Linked DNA regions of Homo sapiens: all the other regions are linked to region 5. A link is a loop called in an ENCODE intact Hi-C map of the cell type or tissue named here. Cell type or tissue: heart right ventricle. All regions are shown on one strand. Links, peaks and the distances in the headings refer to the core of each region. The heading gives the core; the rest is flanking DNA.

Region 1 (5,325 bases), core at 569-4,568, 230 kb after region 5:
ATCAAGTGACTGAGTGATTTCCATAATTACATGCTAATTTTTAAGGCCTAAATCTAAAAGCGCAAGGGGACGCCTGAGTTGTTAAGGGCAAACCACTGAGCACAGTAACCTCGTCCAGAGGCAGGAGCGAAACTCAGGCAAAGCCTGTGTGGGTCTCATGGAGAAGCCGGTGGGACTTAAGACACAGCGCCCTAGTCCAAAGACAATGCCCTCTCTTATCTGTGACCTGGACGCTCCCTCCCTGCTTCGAGTCTTCCTGCCTTCGCTTCAAGTTGTCCCGCCTTTCCAGATGGAACCAATGTACTTCTTACCTATATCATTGATGCCTCATGTCTCCCTAAATGTATAAAACCAAGCTGTGCCTTGACCGTCTTGGGCGCATGTTATCAGGACCTCCTGAGGCTGCGTCACAGGCGCGTCCTCAACCTTGGCAAAATAAACTTTCTAAATTAATTGAGGCCTGTCTCAGATGTTCTGGGTTCACAGTATGGACCACATTTTCTTTATCCAGTGTATCATTCATGGGCATTTGGGTTGATTCCCTGTCTTTGCTATTGTGAATAGTGCTGCGATGAACATATGTGTGCAGGTGTCCTTATAATAGAATGATTTATATTCCTTTGTCTACCCCTACTCTTAAACATAGAGCAGACAGCCAAGGGTCATAAGACATCGAATGAGATCTGCTATTTGAAAAACATACCAAAAAACAAGCACATCAGAAAAAAAGGCAACTTGGGGAAAATAGAGATTACGTAGGGTAAAAAAACTTCAAAATCCGTATGTCAACTGTCTGAAACTTCTAAGAGAAGACACTGTAATCAAGAAGTACAAGCTGGATACTATAATCAATAACAATTCAGGTAATTAAAAAGCCCTTTGGATTGAAGACTTGATGAAGGAAGTAAAAAATACATGAGAGAGCTTAGAGCATAGCTGAAGCAATCTCAAAGTAGAGGCTGGGCACGGTGGCTCACACCTGTAATCCCAGCACTTTGGGAGGCCAAGGCAGGTGGATCTCTTAAGGTCAGGAGTTCGAGACCAGCTTGGCCAACATGGTGAAACCCTGTCTCTACTAAAAATACAAAAAATTAGCTGGGTGCGTTGGCAAGCACCTGTAATCCCAGCTACTCGGGAGGCTGAGGCAGGAGAATGGCTTGAACCTGGGAGGTGGAGCTTGCAGTGAGCCGAGATCATGCCACTGTACTCCAGCCTGGAAGATAGAGTTAGACTGTCTCAAAAAAAAAAAAAAAAAAAAGTGAGAAAAAGAAGTAGGAGAGAAAGGATAAGAAAATTAGAGAGCTGGTCAAGGAGGACTAACCTCTAAATAACAGGAGTCCAGAGAGAACAGAGGAAGTGGAAGGGAGAAAATTAAAAATGAAAAATTCATAAAAATGTCCCACAATCAAAGGACATGAGTTTCCAGTTTGAAAGGGCCACTGGAGCATCAGCACAATGGTTAAAAATGGGCCCATGCCAGATATATCATCATGAAATTTCAAATTTCTAGAACCCAACAGATGATTCTACAAGCTTCTGGAGAGAAAAACATTCTTACACACAAGATCCATAACAATCAGAATGCCTTGGGCTTTTCAATAGCTGAAGCATTGAAAGCTGGAACAGTGGAGTGATACTTTCAAAATTGCCGGGGAACACTGGGCATGGTGGTGTATGCCTGTAGTCCCAGCTATTCAGGAGGCTGATGGGGGAGGATCGCTTGAGCTCAGGAGTTCTGGGCTGTAGTGTGCTATGCCAATCGGGTGTCCACGCTAAGTTCAGCATCAATATAGTGACCTCCTGGGGGTGGGGGACCACCAGATTGTCTAGGAAAGGGTGAATTGGCCCAGATTGGAACTGGAGCAGGTCAAAACTCCTATGCTGATCAATAGTGGGATCGTACTTGGGCATAGCCACTGCATGCCAGCCTGGGCAACATGGTGAGGGTCCATCTCTTTAAAAAAAATTACCAGGAAAAATGGTCTCCAGCTGGAATTCTATACACAGTCAAATGTCAAGCAAAAGAGAAGGGAGAATTCAAACATTTTCAGACCTGCAAGACCCTAGAAAAAGTTTACCTCCCCTATTACCTTTCTCAGGAAGTCACTACAGAAAAGTACCCCACCAAAAAAAGGGTCTTCTTTCTAAGTCAAGAAAGAAGATGATATGGGGTACAGGAGGTGACAAAGTGGTGAGATGAAGGGGACCCCAACATAGTTTTTTGTTTTGTTTTGTTTTTTGTTTTTTAACCCAAACCAAAAATGGTCAATACCCAACATAGTTTTAGAAGGATTTCTCTGAATTCTGCTGTACAATGGGCCTCCAGGTTGGAGTCCTTCAAAAGGTTCTTCAAATACTGAAATTAATAGAATACTCATCAGAGTTGACTAAAATATCAGCCTTCATTACTCTCTGCCTCCCTACTCTCTTTGTTTCTGCTTTGTGACACTTATCCACACCTGACGTTAGACTCTCTGTCAGTTTATCTGGCCTACATCCGTGCCTAGAAAATAGTAATGCTTACTAAATATTTGTTGAATGAATGAATAGATGAGGACATATGTAAAATAATGCAAACCCTGGCATGTAGGAAGTGCTTTGTCAATGTGAATTTCTTTCCTGAATTTCTCCTAATTCAGGTAAAGCCCGTTGCTTCCACAAGATGTCTGGTGCCATCTGGAGGAATTGCGATCCCTGCTGGAATCCCTACCTGAGTCCAGACAGACTGTAAGTCCGCTATGGCCAGTCCCAAGATTGAAACTTCTAGAAATACAAATACTCAGTTTCGGACAGGCCTTCTGATGTGTACGCACAAAAAATTCCTAATTTCTGACATTGAGAAAAGCCTTTTGTTGCCATGTTTTCCTACAAATGTGCTTTCCTGCCATCTTGTGGCCAATCTGGGGAACTTGCAAACAGTTTGCCCGGACCTCACTCAGTCTAAAGAAAAGCTCCGGGAGCTGGGCTTGCCCAGAGCCATTTGGCAAAGCACCTGTGGTCATTTGACCACACCCTGGGGCCATCCGGCTTCTCAGACGCCCATGTTTTCGAAACAGGAAGCCACTGAGGTCACTGCTCTGTTTGGTGGCTTCTGCTGGGGACAGCTGAGAGAAGTGCCTGACCTTTGTCCTCCCATTTAGACACAGCCCCACTATTAACCCTGTCATGGTTGGACCCCAAGGATTTGCTCTGAGCATTCCGTGAACACCTGCAAACTCCTTGAGGGCAGGGCTTTATCTATGTTTTACCCCCAGTGTATCATACAGCATTGAACACATAGTAGGTGCTTACTAAATAAATGTTGTTGAAGAGATACTATCATTGGAGCATCTAAGAGCACTTCAATGAGCCAAGTCCAAGCACTTTACATAGATTGTCTTATTAAATTAAAGTGACCAACTCATCCTGTTTGGCCAAGGACTGTCCTGAGAATCCTCTCAGTCCTGGACCAACGAGGGCAGTTGTTCGGTCCCCTTAATGCAAATTCTGGCAACACCTCTCTGACATTGACACTACCATTATCCCCATATTTCAGAGAGAGGACTGAGGCTCAGAATTCTAAGAACTTGCCCATTATCACACAGGTCCTAAGAGCTCCCTACTTAGGGACTTAAATCCAAATCTTGGACTCTGCGACCTCCGTTCTCACCACCGTTCTGTGCTATTCCCTGAGAGGCAGCGCAGGTCCTTGCGTCGCAGATGGGGCTGCCTGTCTCCAAGGCCTTCCCTGCTCCTATGACAGTGGAGGTGTGAAGGGGATTGGAAGTGTCCTCGAGTTCTTTCTGAAGAAACACATCAGGCAAATAACAGATTTATAAAGGTGAGCTGAGGGGCGGTGGGGAGAGAGAGAGGGAGAGACAGAAAACATGCTCTTCTTAGCAATTCCACCTTGATATGATTACAGACTGGAAGTCTATACCTAGACTAGTTAACCAGGAAGGCAGATGGGAACTTGGATTTCCTACTTCCCAACTGTGGTTTCTGTTTCAATCACAGACTACTGCAGTCACCTCTCTGTTGGAAACAAACATTGACTCTCTGCTTCCTCCCAAGGTGCAGGCACTCTCAGAATTCGAGAGAACAGAGGCACAGGAAAGCCATCATCAAGCTTGGGTTTGTCTCTGTCACTTACAGAGTTGTAGGATCTCGAGCAAGTTATTGAACCACAGTGTGCCTCAGTTTCCTCATCTGTGGCATGAGGATGCTGATATGCTTACCTCCAAGGGCTGCTCAGGGTATTAAATGAATAAAATGCTCAAAGCCCTTAGAACAGGCCATGCTGAAAGTAGCAAATATCTTTCTCTTGTCTCCCACATTTCATCTGTCAGAGAATCCTGTTGGCTCCATCAACCTCCAAAGTATATCCAGAATCCCACCACTTCTCACCACCACACTGCCACCTACCTAGCCAGAGCCACCCTCCTGGAAGGTCACTTGGGAACCTGCATGGACACTTGGCCCCTTTCAGTTTATTCTTTTTTTTTTTTTTTTTTTTTTTGAGACGGAGTCTCGCTCTGTCGCCCAGGCTGGAGTGCAGTGGTGCGATCGTGGCTCACCACTGCTCCGAACTCCTTGGCTCAAGGAATCCTCCTACCTCAGCTTCCTGAGGAGCTGGGATCACAGATGTGTGCCACCATACCTGGCTAATGTTTAAATTTTTTGTAGAGATGCGGTCTCCCTATGTTTCCCAGGCTGGTCTCCAACTTCTAGGCTCCAAGTAATCCACCTGCCTCAGCCTCCCAAGTACCCAAGTGGCTGGGACTACAGACGCGCCACCACGCCCAGATCACTTTATTCTTAAGACAGTAGCTAGAGGGGTCCTGCCACACAGCAGTCACGTGACTTCTAGGCTCAAAACCCTCTGTAGACATCTCAAAAGCCCAGGCTTTCACCCTGGCCTGCCCAACATGAAAGACACACCCTTTCTCTCCGCCCTCAGCAACTCGCTCCCCTCACTCCCCTGATCCTGTGTGCTGACCTCTCGCTCTCCCTCCTTCCCCCTCCCCACATCCTGTATGCCGGCCTCTCGCTCCCCTCACTCCCCTGATCCTGTGTGCTGGGCTCTGGCTCTCCCTCACTCCCCCTGATCCTGTGTGCTGGCCTCTCAAAGACACCAGGCATGCCCCGCCTCCGGCCTTTGCACGGCTGCCCCTCTGCCAGGCACTCTCTGCCCTCACCTTGTTGAAGTGGCTGCTCACATGCCACCATCCCAGGAAGCGCCCTCTGACCATCCTTTTCAGTCACAACCTCTGTCCCTCTGCTCTATTTTTTTTTTTTTAGATCCATGGCACCCAACACCTCCTACTATACCACATCATTTTCCAT
Region 2 (5,325 bases), core at 622-4,621, 220 kb after region 5:
CTCTGTCACCCAGGCTGGAGCATAGTGGCAGGATCTTGGCTCATTGCAACCTCAACCTCTGGGACCCAGGTGATCCTCCCACCTCAGCCTCCTGGGTAACTGGGACTACAGGCATGTACCAACATGCCCTGCTAATTTTTTGTATTTTTAGTAGAGACAGGGTCTCACCATGTTGCCAGGCTGGTCTTGAACCCTTGGGCTCAAACGATCCTCCTGCCTCAGCCTCACAAAGTGTTGGGATTATAGGCGTGAGCCGGGCCCACTGTTTCTACTGGGGCCCCAATTCAGTCTTTGCCTACAGGTGGTGGTTGGCATGGAGGAGAGGCTTCGTGTTTTGTACCTAATCATTGCTACTACCAGTCATCTGATCCGTCCAGGGGTTGCCAAGGGTGCTACTAATTCTGTGGGGTCCCTAGTGTCTCCTTACTGCCCCAGCCATGCTGCCTGCTGCTCCACCATGGTCAGTTCTGCTGGAGACTTTAATTTGATTTCCCGAGGGTCACTTCCTGTGAAACTCCAACCAGATGCCCACAAGGCTGATGCCTGAAGGCCTGGAGCATTCACGTTGGGCAGTGCCTCCCGAACATCGGAAAACCACCTCAGGCCTCTGTCTCATTATTGGCTCTGGGAAGAGCAGGCTGGAAGGAGGGGCCAGGAAGAGGTGGCAGGAGGGTTGGGCGGGCAGTGGAGGGTTCTAGAGGTGAGAGGGCTCCATGCCACCCTTGGCACACGGATTTACCTCGGCAGCAGGGAGGACATTGCTCTCACCCAGCCTTGACCCTGGAAGGGTCTTCTCTCTTCCTAGGCAAGAGAGGCTGTTTCTTGCATCGGAAGGAATCAACAAAGACCACTCAAAGGAGCACAAGGAAAAGCAATTTATCCAGAGCTTGCCATAGCAGGGGAGCTGGCCACCATCACTGGCATTTGGCAGAGACTCAAAGACAGGCATGGGAATGGGGGAGCTTTACCGCTGACATGAGGGATGGCTTCAGGTGTGCCCTGTTGGAGGCTGTTGCCTGGGGAAGCCAGGGGCAGCTGAATAGCAGTGGGGCAGCCACGTGATTGGTCGGGGGCAAGCTGGCTGATCCTAAGCTAGAAATGGGCACAAACATCAGGGAAGTGGTCAGTTACTAATCGAGTCCTGGCCATTTGGGGCCCACTATTGGAGGGGTTACTGTTTGGCTTCCTGGGCTGGTGGCTGGATGTGGTGGCCTGGGTCCCACTGGTCTGATTCATAGATATCAGGCCACGTCCTGGGCTGGCTGCTACAGCTTTGGGGTCAGAGTTCTATTTTCATGTATGATCTGGCCACGAGCCATCTGTATATTCAGCCTCTCACCTTCATCTTACTGCACAGGGGTCCTAAAGAAGGATAACAGGGCCGGGCGTGGTGGCTTACGCCTGTAATCCCAACATTTTGGGAGGCTGAGGAGGGTGGATCACGAGGTCATGAGATCGTGATCATCTTGGCTAATACGGTGAAACCCCGTCTCTACTAAAAATTACAAAAAATTAGCCGGGCATGGTGGCAGGCGCCTGTAGTCCCAGCTACTCAGGAGGCTGGGGTAGGAGAATTGCTTGAACCTGGGAGGCGGAGGTTGCAATGAGCAGAGATTGTGCCACTGCACTCCAGCCTGGGTGACGAGAGCAAAACTCCATCAAAAAAAAAAAAAAAGGAAGAACGATAACAGAGACTGTGGACCATGAATGGGGAGTGGGCCAGGGAGAAGGGCTTCTTATTCCCCAATCCCAAAGGCCCTGCTGAAGGCAGCTGGCACGCCCATCTAATGGTCTCACCTCTGGAAAGGGAAGGAACGCCAGGTGGGTGTAGACAGAGCACGGCCCTCTCTCACTTTCCTTGGCGGGCGCTGGCCCTGCATGCTGGTATCCTTGCTGCCCTACCCAGCCCTCTCACAATGCTTGGCCCATAAAGGCCGGAGAGGGCCTCTCCCCAGGCTGCCCTCACCTACGTGCCCAGCTCCAGCACACTTTTTCCTTCTCCACCTCTCCTCCGTCCTCCTCTTCTGCCTCCAACGCTCTGTTCTCAGAGTGTGAGGTCTTGGTGGGCATTGCAAACAAGCAGGCATGTGAATGTGCCCAGGTGATCGGCCTCTCTGAAGAAGATGCTGGTTGAAGCTAACACAGCTCGCTCATGATAGCTCCGGGCTGTGTGTCTCAGGGAAAGATGCCCAGGTGATTGGTGTCCTGTGCAATGGGAGGGACGCTTTAATTTAGCTGGCTTGCTGGAGTGAGAGGACAGTGAGCCAGGAGATCTGAAGCCACCCAGAGTGGTGCAATTCATAGGAACCTCGCCACCCACCTGGCCTCTCAGCCTGGAGACCCAATCAAAGCACGTGGGCTGGCAACAGCCCTTCGTGGGTAACTTACGGAACTCTGTTCCTGTAGATTTGGGCTCAATATTTTGATGCCGATAGAGCATGTTCTGCCCACAACACAAAGTCTGTGAGTGAAAAATCGGTGGCTTGGAATCTGGAGAAGAAGCCAGAGCGTGGGGTCTGGCCCCCCTTTGTCTGATTAACAGAGAAGATTTGCATCTCTGGCCTCGGCCCTGACATGAAGTCTGCATGCCTGGTGCTGCACAAAGTGTTGGCGAAATAGAATTAAAGTTTTTAAAAATCCACTCCCAGCCCAGAAAACCTCTCCTGAAAGATAGAGAGGAAGAAGATACTGTTATCATTGAATAAGCATCTAAACCAGAACAAGATGAGCATTGCAGGTGACAGCTAAAGGTGTCATGGCTCTGACATTAGGCAGATTTTACAATGTGGAGTCAGGTGATGCTCTAGGTTCTTCTCCTCCCAGGAAAGTGGGAGACAGGAGGGACGCTCCTGTCCTGGATGATTCCATTGCAAAGAGGGGGCTCCCCCTGGGTCCCCGAGGAAACATTTCTGAGTTGTAAGACTGGCTTATTTAACCATTAAAAAGACTCACATAGGCCAGGCACGGTGGCTCACGCCTGTACTCCTAGCACTTTGGGAGGCCGAGGGGCAGGCGGATCACTTGAGGTTAGAAGTTCAAGACCAGCCTGGCTAACATGGTGAAACCCTGTCTCTACTAAAAATACAAAAATTAGCCGGGTATGGTGGTGCGTGCCTGTAATCCCAGCTACTCGGGAGGCTGAGGCAGAAGAATCGCTTGAACCCAGGAGGCAGAGGTTGCAGTGAGCCAAGATCATGCCACTGCACTCCAGCTTGGGTGACAGAGCAAGATCCCATTTCAAAAAAAAAAAAGAAAAAAAAAAGATTCACATACATTTGAAAAGGATGGAGAAATAACTTCTGGAAGAAAAGGGAAAGGTGGGGCATCCCTTTCTTTTCAGCTGGGAGAATTACACCTTTGTTTTTAATTTGTATTTGCCAGATTTCAGGAATCAGGGACTGGTTCAGAGGGCTGACCCCGGAACCTGCCAGTGATCAAGCCTGGCACTGACATCACCCACGAAAACTAGCAGGAGTGGCGCAGTTTCCCCCTTCAAATGCTCCCTGCAGCCCAGCGCGAGACCTGGGCTGGGGGTCCTCATTCATGCTAGGGAACACTTCTCTGGCCAAGGTGGGGACCTGTGAGGGCTTACATCACCTTTCCTTCTCCCCACAGAGCCTAAACGCCTACCCTCTGTTACAGAAAAGGGGTCCTGATCCAGATCCCAAGAGAGGGTTCTTTTATCTCTCGAAAGAAAGAATGATGGGTGAGTCTGCAGTGCACAGCAAAAATCGTGCCACTGCACTCCAGCCTGGTGACAGAGTGAGACTCCATCTCAAAATAAATAAATAATTAAATAAATAAGAAAGTAAAGTGGTGAAAGAACAGGCTACTCCATAGACAGAGTAGGGCATTCCGGAAAGTAAGAGGAAGAGCGCGTCTGCCCTAGGTACAAGCATGTATATATACGTTGTTTATATATACGTATATATATACATTGTATATATATGCGTATATATACATTGTATATATATGCATATATATACTATGTATATATACATTATATATGCATATATATACAATGTATATATACACACATTGTATGTGTATACATATACACATTGTATGTATATATATATACACACATTGTATGTATATATATACACACACATATGTATATGTGTGTGTATATATGTATACGTGTGTGTGTATATATATGACTAAAAAAAGATGATGGGAAGATGTGCTCTTCTACAAGGGTTTGTGATAAAGGATTAATTTCATTTAATTACTATATTTTGTAAGAATCAATATTATTAACTTTAAAACAAAATTAGGAATGCCTTTGTTTTCCAGATATTGGATATCTGGACATTCCCAAGTCTGGGTCTGTCTAGTAAGTATTATCAATCTGTTCCCTTAACCGTAAACTCTAGAGGCTCAGAATGCCTGACTCTCTGGGAAAACAGCCCAGCAAGCCCCAGCCTCATTTTCCAGCCCTCACTCAAGATGGAGTCGCTGTGGTTCGAATGCCTCTGACACCTCCACAAGTCTCACGTTTCTCTCTGGTCCTGACTCACCAGATACAGTTTCTATAATGGAAAATACGAGCACAACCCATGTCAGGTGGTGAGTCAGAGATGTTCAACTGTGACTAAAGAAGCCTGCTCCACGGGTGGCTCGGGCACTGACACCTACGCAGAGGAGGAACCTGCCAGGGAGTCGCGGCTGCTACACGTTGATGTTCTTTTGTTTCCCTTCCAAGTCATCTTTTCCCAATCTAGTCCTTTCTGGAACTGCAGCCCCTGTCCTCCCTATGGCTTCTGGAGCTCTGAGTGGAGTGGGTGTTCTACTGTTTCTAAAACATTCCCTCAAAGCCTCAGGCATCTATTTGGTGGGTTTCTAACAAAACAATCAAATGTCAAAAAAAAAAGGCAAATAAATCACAAATTCAAATCCTCTGCCTCCAGACAGGTCATTGCCTGATGTTTTCAAGGTGGATAACTGCTGGTCTTCTCTTAAATGAAATATCAACATTGCCACATTCTACCGACCATACATTCATTCACTTGTTGATTCCTTTTAACAAAAATGTATTGATGGCCAACTCTGCATTGGACACTACTCTAGATGGTATGGATTTAGGATAGATTCTGCCTCTGTATGCCCCAACAGACTGAACAAATGTGGCAACCTGTGGGGTTTGAGCCATGCATCCCCAGGGATGCTTAAGTGTTCCTGGCAGTGACCAGGGACCCTTGGGAGTCATTTGCCATGTGGTCTGAATTCTGTATCTCTCATATTCCTGAAAACTGTTCAGTGGAAAGACCGGGAAACCTTTGAAAACCTTGAAAAGCATCTGGTAGCAGATAAGGAAGCAAGGAA
Region 3 (4,000 bases), core at 1-4,000, 400 kb after region 5:
TGTCTTTTTTAAACCTAATGTTGAGTTGCATCTGAAAGTGGGACCTCATATGAAGTAAAGGCCCCAAGTGAAAATACTTGGTTTAAACATACCACACATCTTAAAATCCTCTGTAAGGATATTACAAATGACTGACTTTAAACATACACTGTATCAGACCTGCTCACCTCTGAGACCCCATCAATTGCAAGAAATACCAATCAATGACAGACTACCATATCCAGTGTAATGTGTAAGATATACCCAACTTTGGAAATACTAGAAAGTGTGCAAAAATGTGCCTCAGAATCAAGGAAACATATCTCAGAATCAAGGAAATAAGTGTCTTGTTTATGAACAAAATTTTTTTTTTTTTTTTTTTTTTGGAGACGAAGTCTCGCTTTGTCACCCAGGCTGGAGTGCAGCGGCATGATCTCGGCTCACTGTAACCTCCACCTCCTGGGTTCAAGCAATTCTCCTGCCTCAACCTCCTGAGTAGCTGGGATTACAGGCATGCACCACCATGCCCAGATTTTTCTGCATTATTATTATTATTATTATTTGTTTTTAGTAGAGACGGGGTTTCACCATGTTGTCCAGGCTGGTTTCGAACTCCTGACTTCAAGTGATCTGCCTGTCTCAGCCTCCCAAAGTGCTGAGATTACAGGCATGAGCCACCATGCCTGGCCACAAACATTTATTTACTATTTTGAGTATATGTTTAAAGCATCCAAGCACATTTTATCCAATTTTAAAGATATATTATCCATGCTTTAAAACTTTTGGAAAATATTTTAACTCAGAGATGTCTACATTCTCTGTATTTTTCATATTAATTCAATATGATGTACAGTAAAGGAATTTAATGATCACCTATATTCATTTTCCTGCTTGTGCTTTAGGTAACAAAGACATTTCGGAGTTAAATGGGGCCTGACAAGCCACGCCATCCAACTCCTCATGGCATGCTTAAGTGACCTGGACAATACCCCAGCTGGGCCTCCTCCAGTCTGTTTGCACAGCTCCAGCTGCAGGTGTCCACATGAACTTCACAGGCAGCTCAGCACATGCCACTCAAGGCCAGTTCAGTTAGAAAATACTTTCTGATTCTGATCTGAAATATTATCTGCAACTTGACCCAGTAATCTTTAACTGCCTTTTAGATCAAATTATATGAAATCCAGATTTTCTTTTCATGCTGCTACCTCTTGGCTGGTGTTCCCTGCATTATACCAGTGGAAAATATGAATTATGCAAATGAACTTGATGTATTCCTAGAACAACACGACATCAAAGTAAACATAGTGTTATTTTATATATATTTTGCAAATGCACCACTTATTTTCAAACACATTTCACTAAGTTTTCACCTCATAATGTGGTTTATAGACATGCACATATATACACATATGCATGTTCATGTACCTACAGTGTACCCTCTCTTTGTGGTTTTGTGCTATCACTCTCAATTTTTTATTTGACACAAATCTCTTCCACTGATACACAATGAGCACAAATTACACTAAATATGTCAAGGCCTAAGTGTTCTAAAGTTTATTTTCCATACACCTGAGTGATGGCCTAAACAACAAACCTGTCTTTTAAGGGTGTTTTTCAAATAGCTAAGACTACTTGGCCATCACGGGATTTGGGCATGGGGATTTGCTATTCTACTTCCTATCAAAATTAAAGAGTAAAGACAGGTTCTTGCTGGAGTTCCATGTGCAGTGCGTGTGGTGCCTTCTTCCATGTCCTGTTACCAGTGGTGATGGGGACAGACCTACAAAGGATTCCGTTTCCCATGGGCCTCTGCTGCTCCCTGCTGGTCAAGCTGAGTTCTGACAAAGCCTTTCCTACTCTACAGAAATAGCGGAAATGAACAATGCAGATGTACAGGGACTCTTCCTATTTTTATTCTCTTCTGAAATAAAATCATTTTGGACTCCTGGGGTTCCCTGGCAACTTTCTCACATATTGGATCTATGTCATATTGGTTGGCCCAACAGAAGGTATTGTATTTGTTGTTAAATGGGATTTTTTTTAAAGACATATGGCCATAAATTTCCCAAAAAATACCCAGGTAGAGATGAAAACAAACATGTACATATATATAAAACACACACACAAACATGTTCATGTACATACAGTATGCACTCCCTTCTCTGTGTTTTTTGTCTGAGTTGATGATTTGGAGCTCAAAGAGCTAGCGGAGGGAAAAGCTGAAGCCATTCAAACACATAATGAGAATTGGAGATGTAAAAGAAGGCTGAGTTCTAGGAGTTGCAACAACTTAGGAGATAACAGAACCAATTCGGAATGAGCAGGAATTGTAGGAATGCAGGCGAGGACTAGAAGAATCAGCTACATGCTGTTTACTGGCAAAGCAGGAGAAATGTGACTGAGGACAGTATGCCACTGAAAACTGATGAAAGAGGAGGGAGACAGGAGGACAGGGCTCTTGTGGGTAGCAGGAAGACAGAATGGAAATAAACCATGTTAACAAGATGGCTTTTGGCAGCAGCAGCAGCACCAGGCCAGCTGTCTCTCTCCTCCAATTCAAGTTACCACCACAAAACCCATTTGCAGTGGGAAGAGCTGCTGCATATCCGAGTGGATTAAGGTTATTTATTCACATGTGGACCATTCATTTAATTTTTGTTTTCTGTGTTTCCTAAATGATTATCATTGGAGGTGCAGCACTGGTGTACTTATGATTTTTTAAAAAGTGCTTCAAAGTTTAAGCATTTATTTCAACCAATAGTGAGTTAACCTCTGTGTTATAGAAATTATCTGAGCAAAGGAGGTCCAGCAGGTTCTGTTTATCAGTGGGGATTGAATTTCTGCTGCTAAATGGCAAAGAAAAACTAAAAATAACAAACTCCTGGTTTTGTTCCAATCCCTTTCTGCAGAACTAGTCAAAGCCCCAACAGAAAAGATGTTAAAAAATCAAGTACTGTAGCCTTAAAGGTGTCACTCAATTTGCATTCTACAGCTAAGTGTAGAACTCAGAAGTAGCATTTTATGGCTACCAACTCCGTGTGGCAGACTGACATTATCTAAATTAAGCCTGGGATTTTATCAAGACAGACTATCTTCATAACATTTTTTATTTTTTTTATTTTTTTTTTGAGATAGGGTCTTGTTCTGTCACCCAGGCTGGAGTGCAGTGGCACAGTCTTAGCTCACTGCAACCTCAGCCCCCCAGGTTCAAGTGATTTCATGTCTCAGCCTCCCCAGTAGCTGGGATTACATGTGTGTGCCAATAAGCCTGACTAGTTTTTGTATTTTTAGTAGAGACGGGGTTTCACCATGTTGGCCAGGCTGGTCTCGAACTCCTGGTCTCAAGTGATCCACCTGCTGCTTGGCCACCAGCAGCTTGGCCTCCCAAAGTGTTGGGATTACAGGCATGAGCCACCATGCCCAGCCAATCTTCATAACACTTAAACTGCACCCGGACAATCTTCATAATGCCCACGTTGCTGGGTCAGAGGTGTGGGAAGCTGCTTTGTTTTGGTTCCTCAGGTGTCTTACTTTGAACTATTATTAATACAATGCATTGGGAACACTGCCTTTACTGTTGGCCTGTATTTTAAAAAGAGGTGTGAAAAATCACAGCGAATGGAATTTATTATTAGACATGATGGAAGGATATTAATAACCATGTATTAAAGACAGCACTTGGAATAACAAATAATTGTTGAGATAAAACAATAACTAGCTGTGTCATGCTTGGAGAAGAGATGGAACAATTTAGAGAACACAATGCTAGCAGAAATGGGTATTATAAATGATCTCATCAATTTTTCACGTGCTGTATGGTTGATATCTTTCAGGTGTTCTGCTTTGAGAAACCCTTAAGAAGATAAAGCACTTAAATTACTAGAAACAGCACACAATGCCTTGTCCCCTCTGCTGACTGATAAAAGTAAATTAAAAATATGCTCCCCTGTTCTGGCAGAATCTCTTTTGTAAAGTTAGAAAGCCCCAAAGTTAGGAAGGCAAGATGAACAAAAAGGGTCTT
Region 4 (5,325 bases), core at 579-4,578, 590 kb before region 5:
TTGGGTACATGGATGGTTAGATGGTTGGATGGAAAAATGGGTGGATGGATAGATGGTTAGATGAATGGTTGGGTGGATGGGAGGATCGATTAATGAGTGGATGAATGGGTGGGTGGATAGATGGATGAGTGGATGGGATGCATAGATGGGTGGGTAGGTGGATACATGGTTTGATGGAAAAATGGGTGGGTGGGTGGGTAGATGAATGGATAGATGGGTGGGTAGATTGTTGGATGGATGCATAGGTGAATGGACGTGAGGGTAGGTAAGTAGATGGATGGGTGGATGGATGGATGGATGGATGGATGGACTGGTGGGTGGATGAGTGGGTGGATGGGTGAATGGGTGGAAAAATGAATGGGCAGTATAGTAGCCATTCAGAGACTGCTAAAGTGCTGGAAAGTTGACACAGAGCTACGTAACAGTCTTATTTGATATTTACTAATAATACAGTTCCATGGAGAAAAACATCAGCTTATTTGACTTAAATATGACATGTATTTGCAAATCTCATGAAGAGAAACTCACACTGCTTTTCAAAAAATGGTCCTGCCCTGCAGTGGTGCTGACATCAAGCAGTGTCCCAGAGAGGGGAGGAAGCAGACACTGGCCAGAGATCCATTATAAGGGCTCTTGGCTCATTAACTTTCTACTTCCATCAGTGGCCTTGTCACCTCAGTTAACCTTCTTTCCATCTCATTTCACTCCCCCTTCTCCCAGAAATCCATGATACTTCCATTTTCTCTTCCATTAGGGCACAATTAGGAAGGTGCTTGGCATGTAAGGAAGGCCCAATAGATATTTGGCAGTGTTTATTAATGAATCCCACTGTTCTTCTGACACATCTATCCCCTCTAGTCCTTCACCCACGCAGCTACCAAAAATATCAAAACAGCATGAGATGTCATATTTTAATGTGTAACACAAATGAAATGTGGCCTGCTTGCTACTGATTTAAGGTCTAGCTTAGTCCTGTGACTCATTGCAAGTCAAACAACAAAAATCCTTGAAGAGTAAATAGCAAAATTTCCTAAAAATTTCCATTAGACTCTCTCTCCCTAAAGACCCTAATCGTTGCTTTCTTTCTCCAAAAACAAGACAAGGGTGGGGCTTTCTGAACTGGCTCCGGACACCCTCCCTCCTGCTCATCCAGACTTTTCTCTCCTCTTGCTCACTTCCTGCCATTTCACATGCAATCGAATTTCAACTTCCCAAATATATTGTGAGTTCCCCAGATCTTCTCACTCCTTTTCCATGATCAGTGCAATTAAGACATAGAAATCAGAAGGTCGACATGTGAAAAAAAATGCTCAACACCATTAATTGTCAGGAAAATGCAAGTTAAAACCACAATGAGGTATTACCCCACACCTGTCAGTATGGCTGTTATAAAAAAAAAAAATGATAACAGGTGTTGGCAAGGATGTAGAGAAGAGGGAACCCTTGTACATTATTGGTGGGAACATAAATAGGTAAAGCCAGTACGGAAAACAATATGGAGGTTCCTCAAAAATTAAAAATAGAACTAGCATATGATCCAGCAGTCCCACTACTGGCTATATATACAAAAGATATGAAATCAGCATGTCAAAGAGTTATCTACATGCCTGTGTTTACTGCAGCATTACTCACAATAGCCAAAATAGGAAATCAACCTAAGTGTCCAGCAACAGATGAGTGGATAAAGAAAATATGGTGTAAATACACAATGGAATACTATTCAGCCACTAAAAAAAGGAAACCTTGTGTTTGCAACAACATGGATGAGCCTAGAGGACATAATATAATGTTAAATGAAATAAGCCAGGCACAGAAAGACAAACACCACATGATCTCACTTACATGTGGAGTGTTAAATGTCAAATCATATAGAAACAGAGAGTAAAATGGTGGCTACAGGGAAAGAGGAAGTAGAAACGGGAAGATGTTGGTTAAAGAGTATCAAGCTTTGGTTAGACCACAGGAATAAATTCTGGAGAGCTATTTTACAGCCTGGTGACTATAGTTAACAAATGTTAATAATAGCAATGTATGCTTGAAAATTGTGGCCCAGGTGCAGTGGCTCATATCTGTAATCCCAGCACTTTGGGAGGCCGAGGCAGGTGGATCACCTGAGGTCAGGAGTTCGAGACCATCCTGGCCAACATGGTGAAACCCCATCTCCACTAAAAATAGGAAAACTAGCCAGGAATGGTGGCAGGCACCTGTAGTCCCAGCTACTCGGGAGGCTGAGGCAGGAGAATTGTTTGAACCTGGGAGGCGGAGGTTGCAGTGAACCAAGATCGCGCCACTGCCCTCCAGCCTGGATGACAGAGGAGACTCCATCTCAAAAAAAAAAAAAAAAAGGCTAAAAGATTAGCTCTTAAATGCTCTCAACACAAAAGCGTGATAAGAATGTGAGGAGATGGATACGTTAATTAGTTTGATTTAGTCATTTCACAATGTATACCTATATCAAAACATTGAATGTTATACCATAAACATATACAATTTTCACTTGTCAATTATACCTTAATAAATCTGGAAAAAATTAAAATTTAGAAAAGAATATCTCACAATTATAATATTCTTTTAGATATGCTTTTCTGGAATCATTTCCTTTGTATGTTACGGATTAATGTATAATATATGAACATTACAGCAAGGTAATTCAATCTTTGCCTTCCGATCTTTGTGCTGTTGTTATCAATAATTTTATTTCCACATATGTTAGACATGGTTACTATCTTTGCTTTAATCAGTCAAATATATTTTAATAAAAGTTTAAGATGAGAAATAAAAACTAAAATAAAATAGAAGCCAGGGAAAGTCTTGGAATAATTGTTTTTAGTATCTGTCACATGTGATTTGTTGCAGTTAGATTTCATCAAAATGCATTGGCTTTATTTGGAGAAGGCCATGGCAATGTTGGAGCCCAAGCAGCATAGATAATGTGCGTATATTTGGCACTAGGGGGCGATATAGCATTGCTTTCAGCCCTTCACTGTCAGCGCACACGCAAAATAAATGAATTCCCGCTAAGGAAAATCATTCCCAACTTTTCTTCTGCATCTCAAGTCATTGGCTCTTACGTCACTTGGCAAAGCACTCTGAACAGCAGGCCTCGAAGGTCCATTCTTTAAGTTACTGATTTATCGATTTTGTTTGCTGGTGTTTTCACTTAATCCTTGGTTTGCTTTCACTGAGCTCTGAGAGTTTTTTTAAATTGGTCAGTCTTGCTAGAATTCCAAACATACAAACAAAAAAAAACTCTACTGTTTACAGTAATCTACCATGGATCTAGTGGTTGTCTGGATTCTGGCACAGGGACTGGCTCTGGGGGGCAGCTGAATTCTGATGGAAGAAAGCACTAATGCTAATGTGGAAGGCCTGCGCTTGGCTGAGTCCCAAAGGAAGCAATTCCAGGCCCTGACCCCAGGCTGGGCCCCTGTTTCTCGGTCACAAGGGAGGCCAGCTAAGACTTGTGCAACCCGGCTCGAAGGATGTCGAAGCACCCTCAATTTCATATGCAAATGAGAGCCAGTCCAAAAAAGGATTGCAGGGTTTCCCAGAAGGTCCAGCTCCTTGGAGGATTATGAAGCCGCCAGCTGATTTCACATTCCACCTGATTTACAGCATTAACTGCAGATTTTTTTTTAAATATCTAATACGATATGATGCCTACGTGTATCAAGATGGCTCTAAGGAGCTTTAATTTGCATTGGGTTTTTTGGTTTTGCTCAGTCATAGCATGTTCTAGGAGCTACTTGTATCAATATCAAGAGGGTAAGTCCCACCAGCACTCTCAGGAGGAGGCCTTCCTGTAGGTATTCAGGCCCTTGGAAGAAGGGCTGTTGGCCCTAGAATTTACCAAAGGGGCAGAACTCAGGCCCTCTGTATTCTGACGGTGAAGTTTGTGGTTCCCCAAGGAGGAGGAAGAGATGACACAGGTGCTCCCCAGGTGTCTCTTGCCTCCTGGAATGGCCGCCAGAAGAAGTGAAACAGCTGAGCTATGAAAGCTGTAAACTCAGGAGCACAAGGAGGGCAGGGGCTGGGTCCTCCCTCAGAGAACCACAGTAATGAGCACAGAACTCAGTCTGCACCAGGTCAGCATCTCTGTCAGATGGTGCTGGACCAGGCGTCCTCCCTACCAGGGCCACCACTTGGGATGTTGGACGTGAGGCTCACAGAAGCAAGTAGGAGCTGAGATCTTGCCCAGATTTCCTGTGCCACACAAAGAGTCCACAGGGCTGTGCATGCCCAGACGGGCATTCCTCCCTAACTTCTGGAAAGTCCCTGGGGGACTTAGAGGTGGCTCTGACATTGACACGGTGTGGCAAGGAGGAGCTGTGGCAACGGCGAACTGATTAAACTTTGGCTTCACCACCCAACTCCCTACCACCTCCCACCTTAGACACTATAACCCTCAAGTTTTTAAACAACTGGGGGAGCAGGTAGCCCTAAGAAGGAGATACCAGCCTTTCTGCTAGTCAAGAATGACTTCGGAGCTGGGTGTGGTGGTGTGGCCTGTAACCCCAGCCACTTGTGAGGCTAAGGCAGGAAGATTGCTCAAGCCTGGGCATTCGAGGCCAACCTGGGCAACATAGACAGACCTCGCCTCTAAAAAAAATTTTAATAATGATCTTGGGTTAGTTTTCATTTTTTAAGAGATGATGAGACCACGTGTGTGCTGCAAGTTTGTGAAATAACGCATCAATAGCGCTCAGAGTAACACTCAGACGGCAAAGAACTTATCATAATGCCTTTTTTAATGCCAAAATGAGTCTTAGAGAGATTAAGTGACTGTTGCACAGATAATAAATGAAAGAAATGTGAGTACCCAGTTTCTCTCCCCAGTACTCTAATTGATAGATTTTGGAGCAATAGTCCTGCTTTAATAATTAATTCATATTGCTGCATGGATGAGCTATGGGATATTATAGCCAATTCTACCATAAAATATATCATTAAAAAATTTTTTGCAAACTAATTCTTAATTTGGCTAGCTGAGACCTTGGACTAATTCCTGGAACCAAACCCTCTCATTTCTACATCTGCATGGTGACAGGATTGACAGGCGATTTCCAAGGGCCCTTTCAACTGCAGAATTCCCATAGTCTGAGCAAAAATAAGCATTGACTATACAACAGAAATTAAAATAGCTTTACAACAACACTGCCAGGAATTATTCTCCAGATCGTGCAGATGAGAAAACCAAGGCTTTGAGAGATGAAGCCTCTTGGACAGGATCACTCAGCTGGTCAGTAGAGAGGCAGGATCATGAGCATGTGGCTGCGAAGCCCACACTCCATTGACACCCTACATGACCTGCATCAAACAAAATAC
Region 5 (5,032 bases), core at 404-4,403:
TCACTTTGCAGATGTCCCTCCTTGCCAGAAAGCCCCCTCCCAAGGCACGTGGCATCAATCTTGTGTCGGTGGCAGGCAGCCCTCATGTGCCAGACGCCAAATGCTCGCTGACTCGCAGATGAGCCATCCCCAGGGCCTCCTCCCTGCATGACAGGACAAAGCAGCTCCATCTCCTCCTGACTCAACAGCCTCCTCTCCCCAGTCCCGTGCCCAGCCTCTCCCAGTTCCCACTCCCGTCTGACTCGTGTAGGCACACTTGAGGAAGGGGCGTATCTGGGGACCGTGTGGCCTCACTGGCCTCTGCTAAAAGTTGTGGGCAAGCCGGCAGGCCTGGGGGCTCCCACTAGAGGTGGGGTCAGATGTTGGGATGGCCAGAGGGCTGCCCAGCCTGTGGGCACTAGAGCCAGTGAAGGGCCAGAGGCAAAGCAATGCAAGTTGTCTTTTAAGGCTGGAGTGGCGAGACGGGACAGCAGGGAAGTTGTTCAGCAGACAGAGCGCAGACAGGACTGGGAGGAGGGAAGGGACGGGGTGCAGACAGGACCGGAAGGAGGGAAGGGACAGTGAGGCCAGGGAGTGGCGGGCACGGGGGTTATATTTGTTCCCCGTGGCGTCACTCGGCACCAACCTCAGACTGGGTGAGGCCACAGAAACATCTCCCACAGTGCGGGAAGCCGGAAGTCCAAAATCAAGCTGCTGGCAGGTGGGTTCCTTTGGGAGGCCTTGAGGGAAAATGTCCCCACCTGACAGCATCTGGTGGCTGCGGCAGTCTTCTTCTCGGGGGGTCCCCGACTCCACCCATGTTGCAGGGCTCCGGTCTGCCGTGTCACCAGCTGTCCTCCCTGTATCTGCACTCTAATATCCTCTTCTAAGGACACGGCTCGTGCTGGGCTTAGGGCTCGTCCTAGTGACCTTACCTTGACTCGATCGCATCTGCAGAGACCCTGTGTCCATGTGAGGTCACCATTGTAGGCACGGAGGGTTTGGACTTGTTGGGGGTGCAATTCAACCCACAGCAGGGTCTGAGGGAATGGGATCCAAGAAGGGAGAGGAGCGGTGGCCCCAATGAAGGGCCACGAGGAGACAGGGCAGGCTGGTCTGGTTCTGAACAAGGATGTTGACCCTCTCGTGAAGGCAGTGAATGGAGACAGGTCTGGGAGCCACCAGCATGGCCTCGGCCTCCTGAGTGCAGGGCAGGAGACTCATGGCGCGCAGGGCCCGTAACACGCTGGAGGCCAGGATGGACCCGACACAGGGGAGCGGGAGGCTCGGCCCGGCCGTGGGGAGCGAGGAAGGGCCGCTGGATGTGCCTATTGATAAAGAGGTTTCCAGAGGCTATTGGAATGGCCAGGCAGAAGCTAGAGAGCGCTAAGGAAGCTGCTTTGGAAACAAATGGGCCCAGACTGTGATGGGTGACATGTATGAACCCCACTGTGGGCTGGCTGCTGTGTGAAAATTATGTGAGTCAGTATGAAAATACCTAGGAAAGGGGAGTGTGCCACCCTCCTTGCTCCATGTTGCGTGACCCAAGATGCCGCATGGGCATCAGCCCAGCCCTGGCCACCACCAGGACCTTCTGGGAACCTGGAGCCTTGCATTTTCTTGTTCCTTTCTGCCACTGGGGGAGGAGGATGGATGGCTGGAGCTGCCTGCCTGGCCTGGAATGCCCTTTCTCCCCGTCTGCGGGGTCCCCCACATCCTGCAGCCCCTCACGGACCTACTGTCAGTGTCCATGTCTCCCACTGGACCCTCCCTGAGCAACTGGAGGGCAGGGACATCAGACCATTTGATCCCAGCTCCCAGCACAGAAGCTTAGTGCCAGGGGCACCCAGAGAGATGGAATGAGGCAGACTCGGAGGTCTGTATTTTTTATTGTGGTAAAATAGCTATACCACAATATTGGCCAACTTAACGATTTTTACGGGAACAATTCAGTGGCATTAAGTGCCTTTACAAGGTGGTGCAACTGCTTTGAGTCTCTGCTGGTGATGTCACTTTGGCAAAGGGACGAAATGAGCCACCAGTGCGTCAGGCCTGCTCAGAGTTGTTTGGAGGTAGCATGGACACAGGTGCCTGTCCCTGCCCCCTAGCTGGGCTGCAGCGCATCCTAACAATGCTCCAGGGGCTGGGCCGGCCCTGAGCCTGGAGGTGGGCAGGGCTGCAACTGCCTCCTGGGCCACTAGAGGGCATGTGGGAGCCACTCACATGCACCCCAGGCCCCACTTCCTGGGTAGGGTGCCTGGCCCCTCAAAACGAGTGCTGCTCTGAGCTTGTTGGGATGGATCTTTCCCTCCTTCAGCTTCCGCCTGCTGGCAATGCATGGGGTCCTGCGCCCCCATTTCTGCCTCGGTGTCACAGGGCACACCCCTCTCCCCTCAAGGTGGCTCTTCTCCTCAGGACACCACTCCCGTTGGATTTAGGGCCCACCCTACCCCAGTGTGATCTCGTCTTCACTAGTTACCCTGCAACGAGCCTATTTCCAAATAAGCCTGTGTTCTAAGGTACTGGTAGTCAGGACCTCAACGTGTCTTTTGGGGGGACACAGGGACCCCAAGATGCCCCACAGCAAGTGACAAGGGGAAGTGATGAGATCAGGGTCCCAGGACCTGCCAAGTCTCCCCACACACGGGGGAGCGGGGGTGGGGCCCACATCCTTCAGTCACGGACATGCCCCAGCCCAGGGCCCTGGTGCAGGGAGAGCTGCTCTCTGTGCCCTCCTGGGGCAGGTGCCCGCTGTGCTTCTCACAGGCCTCCTTGCCTTTCAGAATCAGTTGTCTGGAAACCTGCTGAGGAAATTCAAAAACAGCAACGGGTGGCAGAAGCTGTGGGTGGTGTTCACAAACTTCTGCCTGTTCTTCTACAAATCACACCAGGTAAGTGTCTCGCACAGGGCAGGTGGCCCTGGGACCTTGGGGGTGGCAGCATGAGGTGAGGGGGCCGCCCTCCTCTGGAATGACTCAGGCCTCTTGGGCTCCAGGTGTCACGGGGATGACAGGGATGCTGGCGGGGGGCCCTGTCCACCCGAGGCCCTCAACTCTAGGGAAGACTGACATTATCATCCACTGAAGGACAACTTCTGCCCTAGGAAGGGCCACCTGTCTTCTGCCTGGACAAGGGACGGGGGTTGGCTTTATCTACAGCTCAGTCCTGGCGGGACTTGCCACCCGGGCCATCACGTACAGGCAAACACTGGCTGCCATGGTCCCTTCCAGGCCCACGCCCGAGGAGGGAGCTGCCTGGGCTCCCAAGTCCCTGTCTGATGCGGGGCAGCAGCCAGGCCCAGCAGCAGAAGCTGACCCCGAAAAGCCACTTTGCTTTGTTTCCCCTTTCCAGGACAATCATCCCCTTGCCAGCCTGCCTCTGCTCGGCTACTCGCTCACCATCCCCTCTGAGTCCGAGAACATCCAGAAAGACTACGTGTTCAAGCTGCACTTCAAGTCCCACGTCTACTACTTCAGGGCGGAAAGCGAGTACACGTTCGAAAGGTAGACACCCCCTTCCCACGCACAGGGCCCTGCAGAAGAGGACCCCCTCTTCCAAACATCAGGATTTCTCCCAAGTCAGCGAGTGAGATGGCCCCACCCTTCCCTGCCAACTAAGCGTTTAGACCTGGGGTCCCACTGCCCGACACCAGCAGGCGATTCTGTTCTCATGGCAGAAAGTGGGGTCCCAACTTCCCTGCGCCCTTACCCTGCACGGTGTTGGCTGAGGCCCTAGACATCTTGCTTGGAGATCTCTGACATAACGTGTCCGGGATGATGAAGCTAAGCCCCAGTGAGACTGCCTACATGGTGTAATGGCAGGGACTGCAGACTTCATTTAGCCAAGAAAGAAATGCAACAGTCAGGCCTAAGACTGTTCCTGCAATTCATATTTTGAATAGAGATCCTGGGCCTCTGCAAATTGCATCCCCAAGCCGACTACTTGTGCAGTTTGCCCTGCTGAGCCCTCCTCGCCCCGGGAGGCAGAAGGGGAGGGGTCCTCAGCAATATGCTGAGCACCTCCTAAACAACATCACCTGAAAAAGGAACCTAGAGGAGAGCCATTCTCAAATCTGATCCTGGACTGAGCTCGAGAGCTGGGTTGAGAGCTGGGTTGATCAAAGTTGGGATTTTGCTATTATTGTGACAAAGGGTCCAGCCTTGCAGTCCAGATCCTGAAAGGCCTGGGACAAGGCCAGGTAATTTGGGGAGTCCGTCCTGCATTGTGCAGGATGTTCAGCGGCATCCCTGGCCACCCACTAGATGCCCGCAGCAACCCCTCAGTTGGGACATCTAAAAATGTCTCCAGACTTTACCAAATGGGACAGCATTGCACCCATTTGAGAAGCACCGGTAGAGAGCAAATACACAAATATATAAAAAGGGAGATTTGGGCGTGGTGGTGCAAGCCTGTAGTCCCATCTCCTGGGAGGCCAAGGCTGGAGGATCGATTGAGCCCAGGAGGTAGCTACAGTGGGCGATAACTGCACCACTGAACTCCAGTATGAGTGACAGAGCCAGACCCTGTCTCAAAAAAAAAAGAAAAAGAAAAAAGGAAGGGAGAGCTTCCACTAAGCAGGATGGGACACGTCCCGCCATTCTCTGCCATGTCCATGAAAATAGGAGGTAGCGTTCTCCCCAGCAACCAGAGGCCACCTCGCTCCTAACTGCTCCAATGGAGCGGGCAGTGTCACTGCAGCAAGGTACTTCCAGCTCCACACTGAGTGAGTGCCCAGGCCAGTGGGTCTCCACTGTACCTCAGGAACGCCTGGGTGCTGGCTGTTCCCTTGCTCTTCTGCTGAAGTGGCAGATTACCAACCAGGCGGCCTGACTTCACCTTGTGTTTCTGTAAGCGATGCCCACCAAAGTGTCAGGAGTCCGTCCAAACAAAAGGTTGACTAACTGGCGTTCCCGTGTTGCAGGTGGATGGAAGTGATCCGCAGTGCCACCAGCTCTGCCTCGCGACCCCACGTGTTGAGTCACAAAGAGTCTCTTGTGTATTGATGGCCGGACACACTCGTTTCCGCAGTGGCTGCTTTCCTGGAAGACGTTTC
Region 6 (5,325 bases), core at 609-4,608, 210 kb after region 5:
ACCTCCATAGCAACAAGATGAAGACCCACATTGCTTCTGGAAGAGTCTTTCAGAAACCAGGTATTAAAACTGGTTTTCAGCAGTCATGGGTCTCTGTGCACAGATTTGCATACCAGAGCGGTGCTCCTGAAATATATAGTCTTGTCCAATCCTTCATGGTCGACATCGCTGATGGAGAGAGGAGATAAGGTTTCAGAAACACCTGATTGTTTGTCTCTCCCTCTCCCCTAGAAGGATTTGGTCCCCCCCATTAGTCCAGCTGAGGACATAATCATATTAGTTAAGCAAGACAGTAGGGTACCTGGTTAGGAAAAAGGGAGGGCCTTTTAAGTCATAGGAATGGGTCAGGTAGATGGGCCCCAGCAGATCAGTAGACATAAAAGTTTTTTCCAGGGTAAAACAGATTACAAGAGATTCTCAAAAGCAGACTCTCTGGAGCGATTGTCAAGGCTCATGTGGTAAGCAGGGTGGGGCAGACCCCTGTGAAACAAAGGAGGCTGTGTCTCCTCAACTCCCGTGCCCTTGGCACCCGCCTCACTCAAGTCCCTTCCCTGGTGGTTTGGGCCTTCTTCTTCCAGCTGCTCCAACCACTGGCTTCTGGAATGTTTTCAATCTTCAGTCTCCCGCTCCAGACTTTGACTTTGCTCGGTGGACTGTACCTGCTCAGATCTTGGTCCCATTTTCCACCCCGGAGCCCCTACTTGGCTTAATCACACTCAGACTTGCCTGGAGAGCTTAAACAGATTCAATGTAAAGGTTCCAATGGAGGGAAATGACTATGCGTCCCCTTGATGCAATGTTGTATTTCTTCTGCCAGATCCCATACCCTTCATCTGAGATCAACAAAACCAGAGGAAGAGTTTGAGCTGGGTCAGCTAGGAAAATACCACCTGCACTGTGACATTATTAAGATGTACGGAAGCTCTGTAAAGGCCAAATTACAGTGTGGAGCCCATGTGGCAACAAGGAAAGATGCTTATGGTGAAATGGTTCAGTGAAATAGGACTAGAATGTATATGATGCCGAGATTACAGCCCTGTACAAGAAGATTTCTCAAAGGCAATGCTCTCAGAAGTATCTAGGTCTCCAGTCATAGGGCTGCTGGATCAGAGCTTTTGGGGCTAGAGTCCAGGAATCTGAACTTTAAATGAGTTTTCCAGGTGGTTCTTCTGCACTCTATAGAATGAGGTCAGCTATGTAAAGAACTGTGTGCTCAAGGCATCATATTGCAGCAAAGAATTGTGGCCAGATTCAGTGGGACTACTGATGGATTTTTCTTAACCCACAATTTTCAAATTTTATCTGTACAAATAAAGTATTTTACTTTTATAATAAAACAAAATACATGAAAATAAAAACAAAAATAAATAAAAAGTTAAAAACATATCAATAAAAAGGATAGATAAATTAGATGAAGAAGGGCCTGGAGACAGGGACAAAGGTAGGCAGCCACTGATTGGCCCAGGTGAGAGAGGATGAAGACAGGACCTTTGCAGTGCAGGTGTAGACAGACAGGTCCTTTCGACCCAGACTTAGGAAGGTTTGATGCCAGCTCTGGGTTGCTGGCTGTTAACTTGGGGTGAGACATTGAGCTGTAGGATGTTGTTGTGAAGTCCAAATGTAATAATTGATGTTCTTGAGCACTTTCCATGGGCCAGTCCCTGTTCTGAGTGCTTCACATATCATGTGATCATCACAGAAGCTCTTTGGTGTAGATACTATCATTATCCCACTTTTTCAGATGAGAAAATTGAGAAACAGAGAGGGTAAGTAACTTGCCCAATGACACTCAGCTAGGAAGTGGCAGAGCTGGGAAGTAGGTATGGACGTACACTGTGATGTGTACAGCTCCATAGAATGTTAGGGGGCAGCATTTTTCTGTCTCCTAAACGTGGCAGAGTAATCCCTTTAATTAGAAGGAAACCTTTAGATTCTTCTTAGTGGCTTCACATATTGCTCTGTTTCTAAAGAGTCTTTCTCTCTCTCCCTGTGATCAGCACAACCTGAAATGGAGGCTCTCAAGTGGGAAAATACCATCCCTCCGTGGCAAGTATTGTTGAGGGAAGCCCAGTCTCTACTGTCAGGCTTCTCACGGTACATCTGCTCTGTGACCTGGAGGTGTTACCTGCACTTCCAGCTCCAGGAACTGGCTCCTTAAGCCAGAGCTTGGGTTCCCGTCAATAGATCTGGGCTCAAGTCACAGCCCTGCCACCTACTGGCCATGGGATTGCCTGCAACATATTTAACGCAGGGGTTTTCAACCAGGCTGCCCTGTCTGGGGATTACCAGGGATTGGGCATTTAAAACCCTCCAGGTGACTCTCGTGCACAGCCGGTGCTGAGAACCTCTGGCTGACCTCTCCAAAGCTTTTTGTTCCTTATGTGTAAAATGGAGGGATCCACTCTTCACCAAGATTTATTCATTGAGCACCTTTGTTTTTTTGGCCATCAGCAAAAGCCCCCAATTTCAGTACTACATATCTCCCATGTAACAGTTTGTGATTAGCCGCAAACTAGACCCAAACCTAGCTGATCCGACTGCTGGCCAGTTCTTCCCCCCATTCCACAGCCCTCCATCAACAGCTATCCCAGCTGATCCGACTGCCGGCCAGCTCTTCCCCCCATTCCACAGCCCTCCATCAACAGATATCCCAGCTGATCCGACTGCCGGCCAGCTCTTCCCCCCATTCCACAGCCCTCCATCAACAGATATCCCAGCTGATCCGACTGCCGGCCAGCTCTTCCCACCATTCCACAGCCCTCCATCAACAGACACCCCACTGATCCGACTGCCGGCCAGCTCTTCCACCATTCCACAGCCCTCCATCAACAGATACCCCACTGATCCGACTGCCGGCCAGCTCTTCCCACCATTCCACAGCCCTCCATCAACAGATATCCCAGCTGATCCGACTGCCGGCCAGCTCTTCCCCCCATTCCACAGCCCTCCATCAACAGATATCCCAGCTGATCCGACTGCCGGCCAGCTCTTCCCCCCATTCCACAGCCCTCCATCAACAGATATCCCAGCTGATCCGACTGCCGGCCAGCTCTTCCACCATTCCACAGCCCTCCATCAATAGATATTTTCCACACATGGTTGTTCTGAGGATCAACCACGAAACTCCAAGTACAGTGCCTGGAGCATGAGTCAGTAGCAGTAATATACTTAATTAACTTGAGATTAGAACATTAGAACTAATTCTAATTTACATCTTTCCAGGTATCTTGGAGCTCAGTACATACATACCTACATACTACACACACACACACACACACACACACACACACACACACGTATATATGAAAAAATAAAGACAAACAGAAATTAAAATACATATAGCCGGGCGCGGTGGCTCACACCTATAATCCCAGCACTTTGGGAGGCTAAGGCAGGCGGATTACCTGAGGTCAGGATTTCGAGACTAGCCTGGCCAACATGGTGAAACCCCATCTCCACTAAAAATACAAAAATTAGCCAGGCGTGGTGGTGGGCGCCTATAATCCCAGCTACTCTGGAGGCTGAGGCACAAGAATTGCTTGAACCCAGGAGGCAGAGGTTGCAGTGAGCAAAGATCGAGCCACGGCATTCCAGCCTGGGCGACAGAGTGAGACTCCATCTTGAAAAAAATAAACAAATAAAATTAGGGCCCTTACCCCTAGTCCTGGATTTCCTGGATCAACTTTTCTCATCCAGGTCTGCGTCAGGTGGTCCTTGGGATCATTACAATGTGGTCTGTTTGCTGGAGTGGAGGAAGATGATGGCTTCCAGTGGAGCATGCGGGCTTGGAAGTGGTGTGGATGCAGGATGGCTTGAGCCATATCCCGTTTGTCTCCCTGAAGGTCCCGTTTCAGGAAATCTTTGACTCTTGTTTTGGGGTATTTGAGTGACTTCCTGATATAGTCCCCAAATTCCAGGGCTGTGGCTCCAGGGGGCCAACTGAGGGCTGTGCATTCTCAGGGTGACAGCCTGAACCACACAGACGTCAGGAAAGCCTTCCTTGAAATCCCTGCGCACTTCCCCTCTCCATATCAGAATCATCTGGAGACTCGTTAAAGCACAAGTGTGGAGGGTTAAAGCAGAGTGTTTGATTCAATACAGCTGTGGCAGTGCCTGAGAAGGCGCATTTCTAAGTTGTTCTCAGAGGCTGCTGATGCTGCTGGTCCAGGGACCACACTTTGAAAACCACTAGACTAGGGAGAGAGCTGGCATCATCACCTGAGTCTTGTGAGGCTGCCTCTTGGGGATTCTAACAGTGACTTTGAGGCCTCTAGGCCTGACCTGGTCCATGAACTCTTTGTTCACGTTGGAGGATAGAAGACCACGGGGAGAAGTAGGAGGAGGAAGTTTGGGCAGATCCACGACCAGGAGTGTAGGAACTCACACTTGAGGCTGGACAGGGAAGTCTAGAGTACAGAGTCTGTTGTTGTTGTTGTTGTTGTTGTTGTTTTAAAGAGGTAGGAGTCTTGGGTGTTTTTTTTTTTTTTTGAGTTGGAGTCTAGCTCTGTTGCCCAGGCTGGAGTGCAGTGGTGTGATCTCGGCTCACTGCAACCTCCACCTTTCAAGTGATTCTCCTGCCTCAGCCTCCCGAGTAGCTGGAATTACAGGCATCCGCCACCAGGCCCAGTTAATTTTTGTGTTTTTAGTAGAGATGGGGTTTCACTGTGTTGGCCAGGCTGGTCTTGAACTTCTGACCTAGTGATCCACCCGCCTCAGCCTCCCAAAGTGCTGGGATTACAAGCGTGGGCCCCTGTGCCGGCTTTTTTTTTTTTTTTTTTTTTTTTTTTAAAGAGGCGGGAGTCTGTCTATGTTGCCCAGGCTGGTCTTGAACTCCTGACCTCGAGCCATGCTCCAGCTTCAGCCTCCCAAGTATCTGGGACTACAGGCATTTGCCGCCATGTTGGCTTAGTTACAGAAGTCGTACACGCTAGGATTGAACATCAAAGTCCAGGGATAAATGCAAGCCTTGAATGCCAAGAAAGTCTTCACAGCAGACAAGGTTCAGAGGCAGCAAAATGTGGGATGGTGATGCCAAATGGGAATCACTGCCATGATGAATCCTCAGGCAGAGAAGGACCTGAAATTCTGTGTGCAAAGGTGGTGAAAAGGGAGGTGGGATCCTGAGCTCATAGGGTAATAGCTAAAGCCAAAGGCAGAGGTGAAAGACCATAGATGCATTCTGATTGGGCCTGGGGCAGAGGAGCCCAGAGCCCTAGGAAGCAACTCTGGCCAAGCCATGTGGAAATATCAGTGTGATAGGCGTATGCTTTTTGCCACAGGAAACTTAAAAATAAGTTTTTGTATGATGCTAACTGAGGCAGGTAA

What was found. A loop is a pair of places that touch in the nucleus more often than their neighbours do. Peaks named below come from ENCODE experiments on the same cell type or tissue, not always from the same donor. Only the 100,000 strongest peaks of a DNase experiment are listed, where the experiment ranks them.
Region 1: a loop joins it to region 5, with 5 times the contacts of the local background. A loop is called at or near these places in 81 of 110 quality-filtered maps.
Region 2: it touches region 5 in a loop (3-fold over the local background); 107 of 110 quality-filtered maps call a loop at or near these places.
Region 3: a loop joins it to region 5, with 2.8 times the contacts of the local background. A loop is called at or near these places in 45 of 110 quality-filtered maps.
Region 4: a loop joins it to region 5, with 3 times the contacts of the local background. A loop is called at or near these places in 27 of 110 quality-filtered maps.
Region 6: it touches region 5 in a loop (9-fold over the local background); 106 of 110 quality-filtered maps call a loop at or near these places.

What each region holds. Positions count from the first base shown.
Region 1 is chr13:98,670,323-98,675,647 of GRCh38, forward strand. It overlaps the pseudogene RN7SL60P. Among named protein-coding and RNA genes, the nearest start is that of SLC15A1, 80 kb to the right of the region's middle. In heart right ventricle, for the core only: a CTCF peak has its summit at 2,891 (motif pointing left); a DNase peak (open chromatin) is centred at 3,029; H3K4me3 peaks cover 328 bases; H3K27ac peaks cover 906 bases.
Region 2 is chr13:98,659,683-98,665,007 of GRCh38, forward strand. No RefSeq gene overlaps it. Among named protein-coding and RNA genes, the nearest start is that of STK24-AS1, 85 kb to the left of the region's middle. In heart right ventricle, for the core only: no CTCF peak of the experiment used is centred there; no DNase peak of the experiment used is centred there.
Region 3 is chr13:98,841,275-98,845,274 of GRCh38, forward strand. The region is part of intron 38 of DOCK9 (dedicator of cytokinesis 9); the gene reads right to left. Among named protein-coding and RNA genes, the nearest start is that of DOCK9-AS1, 11 kb to the left of the region's middle. In heart right ventricle, for the core only: a CTCF peak has its summit at 1,804 (motif pointing left); a DNase peak (open chromatin) is centred at 1,767; H3K27ac peaks cover 645 bases.
Region 4 is chr13:97,852,740-97,858,064 of GRCh38, forward strand. No RefSeq gene overlaps it. Among named protein-coding and RNA genes, the nearest start is that of IPO5, 98 kb to the right of the region's middle. RefSeq lists enhancers at 3,738-3,807, 3,838-3,957, 3,978-4,077. In heart right ventricle, for the core only: a CTCF peak has its summit at 2,952 (motif pointing right); a DNase peak (open chromatin) is centred at 2,987; H3K27ac peaks cover 394 bases.
Region 5 is chr13:98,443,336-98,448,367 of GRCh38, forward strand. It overlaps FARP1 (FERM, ARH/RhoGEF and pleckstrin domain protein 1), which reads left to right. Exons shown (of 27, transcript NM_005766.4): 25 at 2,763-2,870; 26 at 3,331-3,482; 27 at 4,901-5,032. The coding sequence ends at 4,982. It overlaps STK24 (serine/threonine kinase 24), which reads right to left. Exons shown (of 11, transcript NM_001032296.4): 11 at 1,850-5,032. Among named protein-coding and RNA genes, the nearest start is that of FARP1-AS1, 10 kb to the left of the region's middle. RefSeq lists enhancers at 1,905-1,954, 2,725-2,774 and a silencer at 2,500-2,794. In heart right ventricle, for the core only: a CTCF peak has its summit at 2,171 (motif pointing right); a DNase peak (open chromatin) is centred at 2,176; H3K4me3 peaks cover 352 bases; H3K27ac peaks cover 601 bases.
Region 6 is chr13:98,651,379-98,656,703 of GRCh38, forward strand. No RefSeq gene overlaps it. Among named protein-coding and RNA genes, the nearest start is that of STK24-AS1, 77 kb to the left of the region's middle. RefSeq lists an enhancer at 1,991-2,110. In heart right ventricle, for the core only: CTCF peaks have their summits at 2,208 (motif pointing left) and 2,411; a DNase peak (open chromatin) is centred at 2,213.